Regions from separate parts of the Homo sapiens genome. Here region 1 is linked to region 2. A link is an interaction called in ENCODE POLR2A ChIA-PET data of the cell type or tissue named here. Cell type or tissue: PC-9. All regions are shown on one strand. Each heading gives the region's core, and the rest is flanking DNA. Links, peaks and the distances in the headings are about the cores only.

Evidence for each region. Peaks named below come from ENCODE experiments on the same cell type or tissue, not always from the same donor. Only the 100,000 strongest peaks of a DNase experiment are listed, where the experiment ranks them.
Region 1: POLR2A ChIA-PET joins it to region 2 with 5 read pairs; 4 of 35 experiments call an interaction of 5 or more read pairs at or near these places.

What each region holds. Positions count from the first base shown.
Region 1 is chr9:121,253,819-121,261,524 of GRCh38, reverse strand. It overlaps a transcript of GSN not described here. Among named protein-coding and RNA genes, the nearest start is that of GSN, 10 kb to the left of the region's middle. RefSeq lists an enhancer at 1-218. In PC-9, for the core only: no CTCF peak of the experiment used is centred there; no DNase peak of the experiment used is centred there.
Region 2 is chr9:121,348,012-121,355,717 of GRCh38, reverse strand. It overlaps STOM (stomatin), which reads left to right. Exons shown (of 7, transcript NM_004099.6): 3 at 1,045-1,117; 4 at 2,416-2,498; 5 at 6,395-6,598; 6 at 7,569-7,703. Among named protein-coding and RNA genes, the nearest start is that of STOM, 18 kb to the left of the region's middle. RefSeq lists an enhancer at 1,496-1,715. In PC-9, for the core only: no CTCF peak of the experiment used is centred there; a DNase peak (open chromatin) is centred at 4,287; H3K27ac peaks cover 365 bases.

The DNA.
Region 1 (7,706 bases), core at 2,248-6,247, 95 kb after region 2:
ACTGAGGCACAGCAAGGTGAAATCTCTTATTTACATTTCACAACTAGGGAATGGCAGAGCTGGGACTGGAACCCAGGTTTTGCTCCAAAGCCACTGCCTTTCATGTGGGGCTGGGAGCATGCCAGGCTGAATGAAGGCACTGGGCAGGAGGAAGCTGTCGCAGGCTCACACAGGAGACTGACACTGTTGGAGCAAAATCAAGACGTTTCCTGTGGAGGGGCACAGGGGCCCACAGCCCTAACAGCCCATGCCTGCCAGGGATTTAGCAGGAAGAGCTGGCTTTTGTTCTAGATGAATCAGCCCAGCTGTTTCTGAAAGCCCAGCCCCACTCTTCTGGGCTCAGCGGACCAGAAGGCATTCAGCTGTCCCCGCAGGCCACCAGTGGGATGGGAGGGGGCAGTACTTTGTACAGTGGACTGCACCATTTACAGAGAGTTATATTATCACAACACCGAACAATGGGCTTTTCAAATGTTGTGCTGTTTCTTGGAGTTGAAACACAATCGGGCCAGCAATGCATTACCTTCTTAGGAATTTAGAGAAACTTAAAACAAACAAACAGACAAACAAACAAAAAAACTGATGATTGGATTAAAGTTTCAGTCCAAAGTTGATCTCCCTCCTTTCTCCTCCTCCCCTTCCACTTTCTCCTTCTTACATTCCCTTCTCCCTGTTCTTTTGCACTTCTGTTTCTTTTTCCTGGTTTTTCTCCTCTCTCATCACTGTTGTCAGCAGTAGCAGACTTTGCTGTGAAGTTCTAATAGCTTTGCCCAGGGAAGTAGAACATCCGAGTTCCACCCCGTGTCTCCTCTACCTTGCAAATGACCCTGGGCAAGTCATCCACTCCTCTGAGTCTCCATTGTGTCATCGGCAAACTGGGACAATAGAACAAAGTAACTCCAAGAGAGATTATACCTGGCTCATAAAACCAGGAGCTTTTCCAGCCCCTGGTTGTGCTGCACTAGCCCCAGCACAGGTTTCCTGTCCCAGGGAGAACCAGAGAGCATTTGTCTCATAAGATCCATTCAATTGCCTTTCAAAACGTTAGCTCTTAGGTCAAGTCACTCTAGGTTGTCTTACTTTACATCTGGAATTTATAAGAATGTCTTCAAAAATGCACAGTGCAAATGCAATCACTTCACTTAATTTTTTCTCAAACCAAAACCACCAACTTGAGAAATCAATACCTAATGAGCAAGAAGCACGTTTCCCCGATGGAGATTTCCTCTCCTCCTGAATGCTCCCCAAATTCTGAGGCTGAGGCAGTCCCAGCGAGAAGGGGTTCATCCTGCCACACCAAGCAGGCAGTCTAGAGTTTTGCTTTCTCCCTGGCGCAGTCTTGCTGCTTTGACCTTGACCTCAGCCAGATGACCCTGCAGATCCAGGTCTCTAGGTGAGCCCCCTTGGGGTCTCAGGGAGCTGTCCAGCTTCCTCTGTGCTTAGTCCAGACTCACGCTCAGCTTCTCACACAGCCATTCTCCAAAGTCTTAGCTGGCTAGAAATCTTATATCAAATTTGTTTGTATACCTGTCCCTCTTTCTTGTCTCCAGATGCCCTACATGTCCCCCTGTAGGGATGGGGGAGGAGCCTTTAAACAGTTTAAGGTGAAGTACCCCAGAAAGACTTTCAAGCCTGTTTTTCCCTAGAGCTGAAGAAGAAAAGCAGTTAAATCTTCAGCAGCAAGCTGTGATCTCTCTTTTAAAGTATACTACTTGATCATGGCATAAAATATTAATACAGCAGATGCAGTCTGGCTTCATGAGACCCACGAAAGGCTCTGGGAATCCCCGGTGCCAACAGTCACGGCTCTTAAGCTCTACTTTTTATCACTAATCCAGACAAGCTCTGAGCTTCTTTAGCCTGGCGTTGGTGGCCACACATGATCTGGCCTTGCTTTAACCCTCCAGCCTCATCTCATCCCCTTCCCACCTGAACCCCATGCCCCTATGCCACAGAATCCTGCTGGTTCCTGTCAGGTCATGCTTTGTATCACCCCAAAACCTTCAAACCTTGGCACCCCAGCTCTCTTTCTTGGGACTGCGTGTCCTAATACTTTCCCCCTGTTTAACTCTCCTTTATTTTTTCAGGCTCAGTTTTAGAGGACCCTCCTTGCAAAGCCTTCCCTGTCTCCTCCAGGGTGTATTACATTAGCAGCCCCTCCGTGGTTTCACAGTTCCTTGCACATGCCTCCATCATAGTACTTTCTGGACCATTCTGCTGAAATAGGCTCCCCTGTCTCGTTATTCTCCACTCCAGAACTCTGCTTAATTCCCTTGTAAGTGATGGTTATTTGTAATGATTTCATTACTGGGTTGTTTACCATCTCCCACACTAGACTTCGAGCTCCCTGAGGGCAGGGCCAGATATCTCAATCTCTGCTTCCTGTGAAAATGCCCAGCACAGCACCCTGGACAGATCAGACCCTCAATACACACTGAATTGAATGAATTGCACTGACACTTATCACACTGTGGTATACTTACCTGTTTATGTTTCTAGCTCTATCAGTGAATCCCTCATGGGCAGGGACCAAGTCTTGTTCACTATTGTGCTCCCAGTGCCCAACACAGAACTTGGTATACATTAGGAGACTAGTAAATGTTGAATGAATGAATGGATGAATGAAATGAATAAAGAGATGAACTAACATGAAGGCAGGATGAACAGATGATCAAATAAAGAAATTCCAAGTAACCTTTCTGAAGAAACTAATTGATATTTTTTACTTTTACTATTTGAAATAAATATCAGTCTCTTCTCTTGATTCTGCTCACTTATGCTGCTGGGAAAAAAAAAAAACTTGTAATAGAATTGGTCAAGGCTAACCTTTAAAAAACAATCACCACAGAAATCCAATAACTGGAGTAGCCTTTTAACGAGTAGGCAAGATGTTGATATCAATTTACGTTAATTAGTAAGGCTAAGATACCTTCTCAAAATGTCTGCTTCTGCAATCTTCTAGATTTGTATCAGATATCACCCCTTAGTCTTTCCAAGTTTCATATTTAAAAAAAAATCAGTAACTACTTAAATATCTTCAATATAGTTTTTTTTTTTTTTCTGATAAGGAGTCTCACTCTGTCGCCCAGGCTGGAGTGCAGTGGTGCAATCCCGGCTCACTGCAACCTCCTCCTCCTGGGTTCAAGCAATTCTCATGCCTCAGCCTCCTGAGTAGCTGAGATTACAGGCACACACCACCACGCCCAGCTAATATTTGTATTTTTAGTAGAGACAGGGTTTCACCACGTTGGCCAGGATGGCCTTGGCCTTGAACTCGTGGCCTCAAGTAATCCGCCTGCCTCAGCCTCTCATTCAATACAGTCCTTATCTTTAAGTAAAGTAGCCATATTTCCCCAAGTTCCCTGAAATCAGAGCATAGCACCAGATATAGGACTGACAACAGTCTGACACTGTAAACCGAGGACTGCCCTAGAATACTCCGGATGGGTAGTCAGCACACCCACAGATGTTTCTATTTTTACACAGTTGTGATCATCACATTTAAGCAATTATAGACTATCATTTTTTCCTCCTTACATTATTAAGCAAACATTTTTCCATGTTGCCATATGTTCTTTATACTTTTTCTGAACAAGTCATTTAACCTCCTGAGCCTCTGGCTTTTTGTTTTGTTTCATTTTTTTGTTTTGTTTTGAGACAGGGTCTCACTCTGTTACCCAGGCTGGAGTGCAGTGACGCAATCTTGGCTCACTGCAACTTCCACATCCCAGGTTCAAGTGATTCTCCTGCCTCAGCCTCCTGAGTAGCTGAGATTACAGGTGCACACCAACACACCCACCTAATTTTTCTATCTTTAGTAGAGATGGGGTTTCGCCATGTTGGCCAGGCTGGTCTCGAACTCCTGACCTCAAGTGATCTGCCTGCCTTGGCCTCTCAAAGTGCTGGGATTACAGACGGGAGCCACCACATCTGGGTGAGCCTCAGTTTTCTCACCTGTAATCACTTCATCTCCAGGGAACCTCCCCTAGAATTCTTGAGAGTTCAATGAGCTAATGGAAGGGGTTATTCTAGCAAGTAAGAGTACAGGTTTCAGGGGTCACATACCTTCGTGGAAGCCTGGCTCTGAAAATTCCTTATTAGGTTAACTTTGGGAAGTTACTTATCATCTTTGATTCCCGATTTTCTCATTTGCAAACTGGAAATTATAGTGCCTTATGCAGAGAATTGGTATGTGGATTAAATGGGCTTTTTAAAATGTATGTGTAATATTTAACCTAATGCCTGACACATGGTAGGTCTTAATAAATTATAGCTACTATTATTATAGTTACTATTAATTATCATACTTTTCTTTTCCGTAGAGTATATATATAATGATTACTTGACCTTTATCAAATGATTTCCTGTTTCTTACTCTTTTTTTTAATTGATAAATAATAGTTGTACATATTTTGGGGTACAAATGATATTTTGACACATGCATATACAATGTGTAATGATTGAATCAGGGTAATTTGGATCTCTATTGCCTCAAACATTTCTCTTTTTTGTGTTGGGAACATTACAAATCTTCTGTTCTAGCTATTTTGAAATATACAATAAATTATTGTTAATTATAATTTACTGTACTATCAAATTCTAGAACTTATTCCTTTTTTTCTTTTTCTTTTTTTGAGATGGAGTCTCATTCTGTTTTGCCCAGGCTGGAGTGCAGTGGCACGATCTTGGCTCACTGCAGCCTCTACCTTCTGGGTTCAAGCGATTCTCCTGTCTCAGCCTCCTGAGTAGCTGGGACTACAGATTTCCGCCACCACGGCCAGCTAATTTTTTTTTTGTTGTTGTATTTTTAGTAGAGATGGGGTTTCACCACGTTGGCCAGACTGGTCTCGAACTCCTGACCTCAGGTGATCCACCTGCCTCAGCCTCCCAAAGTGCTGGGATTACAGGCATAAGCCACCGAGCCCAGCCTAGAACTTATTTATTTTATCTGACTGCATTTTTGTAGCCTTCAGCCAACTTCTCTTCATCCTCTCTTCCTCCTTACCCTCCCCAGCCACAATTCTACTTTCTACATCCTCGAGACCCATGGTTTTCACTCTCACAGATGAGTGGGAACATGCAGTATTTGTCTTTCTGTGCCTGGCTTATTTCACTTAACATAATGACTTTCAGTTCCACCCATGTTGCTGCAAATGACAAAATTTCATTCTTTTTAATGGCTAAATAATATTCAAGTGCATATATACATCACGTTTTCTTTTGGCTCCTTACTCCTATAGGTAATTTCTGCAAGGTATATCCTCAGGCATACAATGTTTTTCTTCTCAAAAAAAGAAAATCTCTTCAGATTAAACAGATTAAACTCCCAAGAAAAGCCAGCACAGGCACATAGCCTTCCCCTCCCGCTCTTACTTGGTGAGCTCTTGATTTCTTAAGACCCAATTCAAAATATCTTCCTCTAAAAAGGCTCATTTGACCCCCGAAGAGAGTAGATCTCCCCCAGCCCCACTTTACCGAGAACTCACCATCTCTCTCATAGGTATCTCTAAGTCCTCTCCCTCCAAACAATTCCCTCATGACCCCAGAAGGATTTTTCTGGAAATCATGTAAAGCACTGTGTGGGAAAACAGAATTTCTTGATGTCTAGTTAGAGTGTAAATTGATGCAAGATGAAAAAGGACAATTGGAACCGCTATTCTCTATGATCCAGCAGTTCCACCCCCAGGAATTTTTCCTACAGATGTACTCAAATGGGCAAAATGGCATATTTACAAGTTATTAATCATTGCTTGCAATAGCAAAATAATGGAAATCACCTAAAGGTTCACCAAAAGAAGATTATTTAAATAAATTTATTTAAATAAATCATAATACATGCATACAGTAGAATGCCATTCCATTATAAACAAAGAAAGTGGAAATCCTTATGTAGTAAAATGGGGGCATTCTCAAGCTATATCTATATTTTTATGTGTATGGAATATCAGCATATGTGTTAAAAATAAAGAGGGGAAAGAATAGATACATGAGCTAGGCATGGTGGCTTATGCCCATAATCTCAGCACTTTGGGAGACTGAGGTGGGAGGACCACTTGAGGCCAGGAATTTGAGACCAGCCTGGGAAACACAGTAATATCCCGTCTCTATAAAAAATACAAAAATTAGCCAGGCATCGTGGCGCACGCCTACTCCCAGATACCCAGGGACTAGGTGGAAGGATCACTTGAGCCCAGGAAGTTGAGGATGCAGTGACTGTTGTGCCACTGCACTCTAGACTGGGTGACATAGCGAGACCCTGTCTCAAAAATAAATAAATGGCCGGGTGCGGTGGTTCACACCTGTACTACCAGCACTTTGGGAGGCCGAGGTGGGCAGATCACAAGGTGAGGAGATGGAGACCATCCTGGCTAATACGGTGAAACCCTGTCTCTACTAAAAATACAAAAAATTAGCCGGGCGTGGTGGCGGGCGCCTGTAGTCCCAGCTACTCGGGAGGCTGAGGGAGGAGAATGGTGTGAACCCAGGGGGCAGAGCTTGCAGTGAGCCGAGATCACGCCACTGACTCCAGCCTGGGCGACAGAGAGAGACTCTGTCTCAAAATAAATAAACAAACAAATAAATAAATAAAATGAAGATATATGTATTTGCTTGTACTTACGTAAAATACTTTTGTAAGGGTATATAAGAAACTGGTAACACTGGTCACCCCTGGGGAGAATACTAGGTAGCTGGCAGGCAGGGCAAAAGGAGATTTTTCTGTGTATATCCTTTTGTTGCTTTTGAATTTTAAACTAGATATATGTATTAGCTATTCAAAATAATAATAATAACATTAGAAATAAAACGTGGTGGAGACACAAACATATTGCTACGTGTGCTCATTGCTAAAAGGGCTAGCAGAAGAATTCATCTTTGGGAGAAAATTGCTCTTTCAGAGGAGAGAAAAATCTTTCTAAAGGTCTTTTGGTTGTGCAAAGCCAAAGACCAGAGCCTGGTCTGGAGAAGAAAGGTTAAAATCATCCTAAAGAGAAGTATGACCTCTTTAGGTAAAGAGGCTCTGCTTTTAAATAATTCTTTCCTCCTGTGTGGTGGACCCCGGAGACAGGAGTCTGAGGGAGCAGGAACTTGGGAGAGAGAAAAGGGAAGAGAAAGAACTTACATTTAAATAAGAATGAAACCCAGGACTGAGAGACTCTGTAAATGGTATAAAGCCTAAGGCATTTAGAGCAGGTGATCTTGTTTCACGGGAAGCCAAGTCTTGCTATTACGCATGTAGCAGGCTGTGGAGGCTAAAACTGTGTTAGGATCAAAGCTGAGCTGTTTTGTAGTTGCTTCCCTTTCTTTGCCTACCTGCCACAATTTTTGCCCCAACTGTATTATGCAGTTTGAAGGCTGAGCGCTCCTGACCGCTTAAGGAAAAGGAAATGATCTTTTTTCTTTTTTGGCTTGTTTTAATTGCTGATGATCCAGACTCTAGATTAAATAGGTCATCAAGTCTTCTGCTAAAGAACGAGAGAACAGAGGAACTGGTAGAGAGAAAGAAGGAAGTACTATTGAGGAAGCCAAAAAAGGAGAAAGAAGAATTTTCTCAAAAGAGTAGGAGACCAGAGGAAAGGAGAAGAAGAAAGTGAAGGGAGGGTCACCCCAAGAGCCCTGCCAGCCTGGGAGCTGATGTAGGGTAGTTTACCAAAAAGGAAGAGGACCTGAAGCTCAGTGGAGACAGGTGAATGGAACCAGCAAAGAAG
Region 2 (7,706 bases), core at 1,833-5,832:
ACCTTTGCTGTTTCCTCACCTGTAAAATGGGAGAAAGTAACAGTACCTACTTCATAGGAGTGTTGCGAGGATTAAATGAATTATGTGTCTAAATGTACTTATCACAATGCCTGGCACGTCATAAATACCCTCAGTGCTCGTTATTTTTTCTACAAAGTTGTTAATACTTTGATATATGACTATTATTTACATATTTCTAAGAAGATAAAATATGCTCCAAGCATTTTCAGATCAATTTATTCTTAAGGGAATCAGAAGAAAAACTGTGAAGACTTCAGCTTTTTGTGTTTCTGAATTAACAATGCATGAGTAATTTTTTTTTTTTTTTTTGAGCCAGAGCCTTGCTCTGTCGCCCAGGCTGGAGTGCAGTGGCGCGATCTCGGCTCACTGCAACCTCCGCCTCCCAGGTTCAAGCGATTCTTCTGCCTCAGCCTCCCGTGTAGCTGGGATTATTATTATTATTATTATTTTTTTTTTTTTTTTTTTGAGACGGAGTCACCTTGTGGCCCAGGCTGGAGTGCAGTGGTGCGATCTCGGTTCAAGTGATTCTCCTGTCTCATCCTCCCTTGTAGCTTGGATTATAGGCACCCACCACCATACCCGGATAATTTTTGTATTTTTAGTAGAAACAGGGTTTCACCATGTTGGCCAGGCTGGTCTTGAACTCCTAACCTCCGTGATCTGCCCACCTCGGCCTTCCAAAATGCTGAAATTACAGGCGTGAGCCACCGTGCCTGGCCTGCATGAGTAACTGAATAACAATGTTAACAGCTGAGGAGTGAGGTTATGGATTTGTTTCTGTATACTATTCTGTCCTTCCTAAATTTATACAGTGAATATCTATTGCTTTTGTAATCAGTAAGAAAATAATAAATAAGCTTTGAGAAGGTAAACATTGGACATGTGATTTATAGATATGATCTGGTTCTAAAGAAAAAAGATGAGGCATCTAATCTGTTTAGAGCAGAAATATATATTTAAGAAGCCATGCATGTATATATTTGTACTCTTCATGTTAAATTATTATTCATGTTTTTATTCTAGATTATAAAAGAGTATGAAAGAGCCATCATCTTTAGATTGGGTCGCATTTTACAAGGAGGAGCCAAAGGACCTGGTCAGTACTGGGATTCTAGATTGTTTATCTGAAAACTAAAGTTCTTTTTATTTTTTTTATTTTTAGGTAGTTGTTTTTTTAAAGACAGGGTTTCATTCCGTCGCCCAGGCTGGAGTACAGTGGCATGCTCATGTCTCACTGCAGCCTTGAACTCCTGACCTCAAGCAATCATCCCACCCCAGCTTCCCAAAGCACTAGGATTACAGACGTGAGCCACCGTGCCCAGTCTAAAATTTTTTTATTGACGTGATTTCCCTTATGAGGGCCTCTTCTACTCTGTCTTAGATAAGAGTTCATGTAGCAGGAGTTGTATAACAATAGCAGTGGTTCTAGCCAATCTTTTGTTACCCTTTCCTTCCTACCCTTCCCCTCCCCTTCCCATTTGAGCTGATAAGATTACCACCTAGGCCAAGAACAGTACAGCTATACAAGTTTGAGCATGAGAATCTCTACCAAAGAAAGACTTTCAGTCATTCATTTGGCAAACTTCAATTAAGCTCCTACTGTGTTCCAGGTTCTGGGAATTCAAGGGAGACTAAAACACAGTCCCTACCCTCAAGGATCTTCCTATCTAGTGGTAGGAACCAACAAGGAAACAGATAGCTACAATCCTATGTGATAAGTATTATGATCAAGTACTCACAGAGAGCTGTGAGAAAAGAGAAAACCAGAGAAGTGTTACTGATCTGAACTAGTCGTAGGCTGAGTCAAGGCTTTCTGGAAGTTACATCTTGACTGAGTCTTGAGGTCTGAAAAGGTGTTAACCAACAGGAGGTGTTTGCGGCGGAAATAGCAACATACACAAAGCAACAAAGAGGAGAGTATTGCAGATTCAAGAAACTGCAAGTAGATCAGTCCAGCAAGAGTGCAGGGTGTGAAGAGAGAGGAAGTGGCTGAAGAGGGGAACAAAGGCGGGTTATGCAGGACCATGCGTGGGGGAGGGTTTGTATTTTAGGGGGGATTGCTCGGCTTGCAGCTTAGGAAATAGATTATAGGAGAGAAACTACAAAAAATAGAAAGATGGCCTGGGAAACGATTGCATTGGTCCCAGTGGGGCGGTGGGGAGAAGAGTGATAGCAACAGTAGATTAAGGAAATGAACTCCACAGACCTTAGTGGAGACAGTCAAATGTGGGAAGTAAGCAAGAGGAATCAAAGTTATCATTCCTGGCTTCTGGCTCATTCACGAAGATGAACTGGTGACTTTTCAGTTCACTAGGTTGATTTTCTTAAAACTGAATGGAGAAGTGAACTGATTAGGTTGCTGGTGTCTGTATAATGTGTGTATCTTTGTTGCAGGTTTGTTTTTTATTCTGCCATGCACTGACAGCTTCATCAAAGTGGACATGAGAACTATTTCATTTGATATTCCTCCTCAGGAGGTAAGGTTTTCTTTGAATAACTGAGGTATCATATGTGAAAGTGCTTTACAATGAGGGACAGAATAGTTAGAGTGTAGGCTTTATTTATTTATTTATTTTAAATTTTTGTTTGTTTGTTTGTTTGTTTTAATTGGAATCTTGCTCTGTCACCCAGGCTGAAGTGCAGTAGTGTGATCTCAGCTCACTGCAACCTCCGCCGCCTGGGTTCAAGTGATTCTCGTGCCTCAGCCTCCCGAGTAGCTGAGACTATAGATGTGCGCCACCACGCCCGGCTAATTTTTTTGTATTTTTAGTAGACACGGGATTTTGCCATGTTGGCCAGGCTGGTCTCGAACTCCTGACCTCAGGTGATCCGTTCTGGCCTCCTAAAGTGCTGGGATTACAGGCATGAGCCACCGTTCCCTGCCAGAGCACAGGCTTTAGACCTTGACTGCCTTCAGCATTTCTAGCTCAGTGACCTTAAGCAAGTTCTTTAACTTTTCTGTGCCTCAGTTTCCTCATCCAGAAAATAGACATTTGTAATAGTAAGAACTACTGTATAAGGTGGTTCTGAGAAGTGAGATATATGTGCCAAGTGCTTAGAGCAATGGCTGACAAATAGTAAGTGCTATATAAGTTCTTACTGTTACTATTACAGTTGGCCCTTTGCATGCATGGGTTTTGCATACAGGGATTCAGCCAACCGCAGACTGAAAATATTAGGAAAAAACTCCACAAAGTTCCAAAAAGCAAAACTTGAATTTGCCATGCATCAAGCATGGCATTGAATCCACATGAATAAAGTGATGTGTAGGTATTGTATTGGATAATAGAAGTAATCTAGAGATGATTTAAAGTGTACAGGAAAATGTACATAGATTATACGGTTGGCTCCATGGATCAAAAATATTTAGGGAAAAAAGCAATTGACAATGATACAATAATACAAATTTTTAAAAACGGTGTAGTATAGCAACTATTTATGTAGTATTTACATTGTGTTAAGTATTATAAGTACTTCAGAAAGGATTTAATGTATAAAGGAGGATGTGCATAAGTTATATGCAAATATTGTGCCACTGTATATAAGAGACTTGAGCATCCTTGGATTTTGGTATCCTCTGAGGGTCCTAGAATCAATCTCCCACAGATACCGAGGAATGATTATTACAAAACATAGTGTAATGCTAATGTAAGTATAATAATATCATCATTGTTATTACTATCAACATTTTTACTACCACATTTCTCTTCTATGGGTTTCTGATAGAAAACCCTATTAGTTCATTATTTTTTTTCTTAAGGTTTTATTCTAGATAAATTGGTTAGAAACCAAAGAATTAGAAACTGCTTGTTGGGCATTTTAGATAAAACATAATATTTTATACTAGTGATTATTTTGTGCCTTTTCAAACTACTTCACAAGTATTATCATAGATGAAACTCATGGCAGAATCCCTAGAAAGTATATAGTTGCAGTGAAACAAAGGAATTCCTCCAGATTACAGTGGCAGAGCCAAGACTAAAATTGAGCTCTTCGGATTCTTTGTATAGTGCTGTTTTTTCCACAGCTCCATGCTAAATGCATTGTACATGAGCTCCCTCATAGCCCCCGAAAAAGTGATGGCCATCCTGGGAACCATGTCCTTAGGAGACTTAATAACCGTTGCATACAGAAAACCTGAAAACATCATGAAGGGGGAAGGACAGAAGAATGCTGTCAGTGTTTCCTGGCCAAAGGCCAGATACTCAGCATGGTGATGGAGCCTGGCCATGTTGCCTTCTCATGTCACAAATACCAGAAACCAGCTTAGGAACTTCCTTGTTGGTACTGATCCAAGAAGTGGGTGGGGTCAGACTTTATAATCCACCCAAAGTTAGTGATGCCAGGAATCATTTTGCCCACATTTTACTCATAAGAACAAGACTGAGAGTATCACTGTATTCTCTGTGTGTTTTCCCATCGTCTAAGGAAGATTGAGTCTCAGAAGGAGCCCTTCAGGGTAGCTGGACATTCTGGCATTTTCCACTATAAACATTACAGACATCTGGCAGAGTTGCTGTTTAAGCTTCTGCTTTCCAGTGGCCCTCTCCTATTCTGCAAGCTGCTGAATGCAAAGCAGATTGGAACTTGGCAGCAATCCTTTTTCTGATCCCCTGTGAAGTTTCTGTGAAGGGAGATAAACCCTTGCCGATGATAAACAGTAGGCAGAGAAGCTGTAGCTTTAGAAAGAAGCTGTGGCAAAGTCAAAGTGGCAAGAATTTGGGAATGACACACATTTTCCCATCATGTCATGGGAAATAATTAGTTTTCATACAAGATGGTAATACACTGTACATTTATTTATAAATCCTCCACTTCTCTTCCATGTTAGAAGTATTTTGAGATTACTAAAAAAGGATCACTGCTTTGATGTCTGGCAGGGCTAAACAGCCATGTTACAACATTGTTATTATTACCTTCCATTTTCATAGCTGTTTACTCTTTCAAAAGGGCTTCATTCACAAGTATGTTCTTATTTGATCTTCACAGAAATTTGGATAGAATTAGGCAGTATTATTAGCGCCATCTCACAAATGAGGAATCTGTTGGTCAAATGGGTTAAAAACCTTGCTAGAGGCCATCCAGGGACCTGAAGGCAGAGATGGGACTCAGTTCAGGTCTCCTAACTCTCACTGCTGTGTTCCTCATCGGTCACTGTTCTCAGGACCACATTTCAGTTCAGCTCCTCTCTCATTTATTGACTACCCGCTATGTTTCAAGCACTCTGCCAGTGTTAGAGTTACAAAGAATTGCCCTGAAGAAATTCATAGTCTAAGAGAGAAGTAGAAATGTGAATAAATAATGTCACTACAGTAAGGTGCAGTGGATGTGCAAGGGAAGAGTGCTTAACTCTGCCAAGTAAGCCAAGAAAGTTTCACAGAGAGAAGGACATTTAAATGATCAGTAGAAAGGTGCCAGCCTGATGTTGTTAGTGAGAGAGGCTGGAATTCCCAGGCTGGAGCAATCTTCCTGCCTCAGCCTCCTGAGTGGCTGAAACTACAGGTGTATGCCATCATGCCCAGCTGGCTTGTTTATTATTATCTAAATTAACTTATTACAGTTAATCAAGTCAGTGTTTTATTCAGTAAAGTTACCACCATTATCCAAGATGAAATAATAAGACAGCTCTTACGTGCCAGGAACTTTTCTGAGCACTTGAATGTATTTAACGCATTAATTCTAGCAAGAATGCAAAGTAGGTACTATAATTAATCTCTACTTTACAAATGAGAAAACTGAGTCCCAGTGAGTTTTAAGTGATGGATGTAACTATTTTCCTGGAGCCTCTCACTCAGATAACTTCTTAGCTTAAAACAAAAATATGTCATGTTTAGCATTTTTATGTAGCATGCTGTAAAATATGTTTTGATGCTGACCTTGCCCTTTAAAAACATTCCCCATGCACTTTTTGTTCCAGTAATATTGTGGAACTTGTAGTTTATCAAACCTTGACTCTCTAGTGCCTCTCTCTTGAATATTCTTCCACTCCACCCAACACCCTCAGAAAAATTGTATTCCTTTCTTCAAGATTCAATTCAGGTATCACCCCTGCCACCCACAGCTGCCCCTAAGAGTTTCCTTTGATTCCCTAACCTCCTTCAAAGGAGGAACCAAGTTTTTTTCCTACCTTAATCCCTGGTACCTAGTACAGTGCCTGCTGTTGAGTGATATCTCAATATTATTTGTATGATTGAATGAATTAATGGACTTGAATAATTTATTTTATTAAATTTTAAAAGATATAATTAACTTTCTGATGCCTTACTAAAGAAAATCAGCTAGTGTTATAAGATATTCTGTAGAATAACATTCCTTACAGTTATGTTAAAAAAAAGTCGTTGACAGATGTAAAATTGCTTCCTTCATCTTGTAGATCCTCACAAAGGATTCAGTGACAATTAGCGTGGATGGTGTGGTCTATTACCGCGTTCAGAATGCAACCCTGGCTGTGGCAAATATCACCAACGCTGACTCAGCAACCCGTCTTTTGGCACAAACTACTCTGAGGAATGTTCTGGGCACCAAGAATCTTTCTCAGATCCTCTCTGACAGAGAAGAAATTGCACACAACATGCAGGTGGGGAGTACGTCAATGCTGTTACCCCCCAGAAGCTGAAAAATGAAGCAAAGAGTCAATGGTTGTTTGAGAACCTTTTATTAATTCAAGTTGTGGGGGTCTGTGACCGTTTTTTTTTCTTCATAGTAAAATTTTTCAAATTTGGCAGGAGGGGACATTTTTCACATTAGCAGTTCATGAGTTCATAACACTCATGCGTACATTTTTTTAAAATTTTCTTCAGTGTGTATTTTTTTCCAGAATCAGTAATAACCTTTTTGTTTAGAACAGAGGCTATTCTGCAAGATAGTGTAGGTATTCCTAAAGCTTTATTCTGTGTGTGAGTCCCATGAATTATAACTGTTGTGCTTTCCAGTCTTTCTTGAGTAACAGATATTCAGTTAAGCATAGCTTATTCAAAAAAGATAAAGTGCTATAACTCTGGATTCTTATTATTTGTATAGACTTCATCGTGGGTAAAATCTATGATTGTATTTGATATGCACAACAACCTATGAAATAGATGTGTGGTTTCATTCCTGACATTCTAAAGGGAGGAAGTTGAAGCACAAAGGAGTAATATGACTTACACAGAGTCACATTAGCTCAGGAGTTGGCAAACTGTAGCCTACAGGCTGTAGTTTTTGTAAGTAAAGTTTGACTGGAGTATAGCCACAGCCATTTATTTATATATTATCCATGGCTGCTTTTGACTACAACAGCTGGGTTAAATAGTTGAGACAGAGACTACAAATAAACAATCACTATATGGCCCTTTTAGAAGAAGCTGCTAACCCCTGCATTAGCTTGTTAGCAACAGAATCAGGATCAGTGAGCCAGCCCCTGCGTCACCATTCGTTCCACCGTGGGGTAACTGTCTCTCCACAACTCTCCCCAGCACCTTATCTCCTCCAAATCCCAATGAATACAGCCTCTGTCAGCATCTGGGCTGGGCTGAGGAGATTTAGCTTGCCTTCTCTCTTCCTAACAGTCTACTCTGGATGATGCCACTGATGCCTGGGGAATAAAGGTGGAGCGTGTGGAAATTAAGGATGTGAAACTACCTGTGCAGCTCCAGAGAGCTATGGCTGCAGAAGCAGAAGCGTCCCGCGAGGCCCGCGCCAAGGTA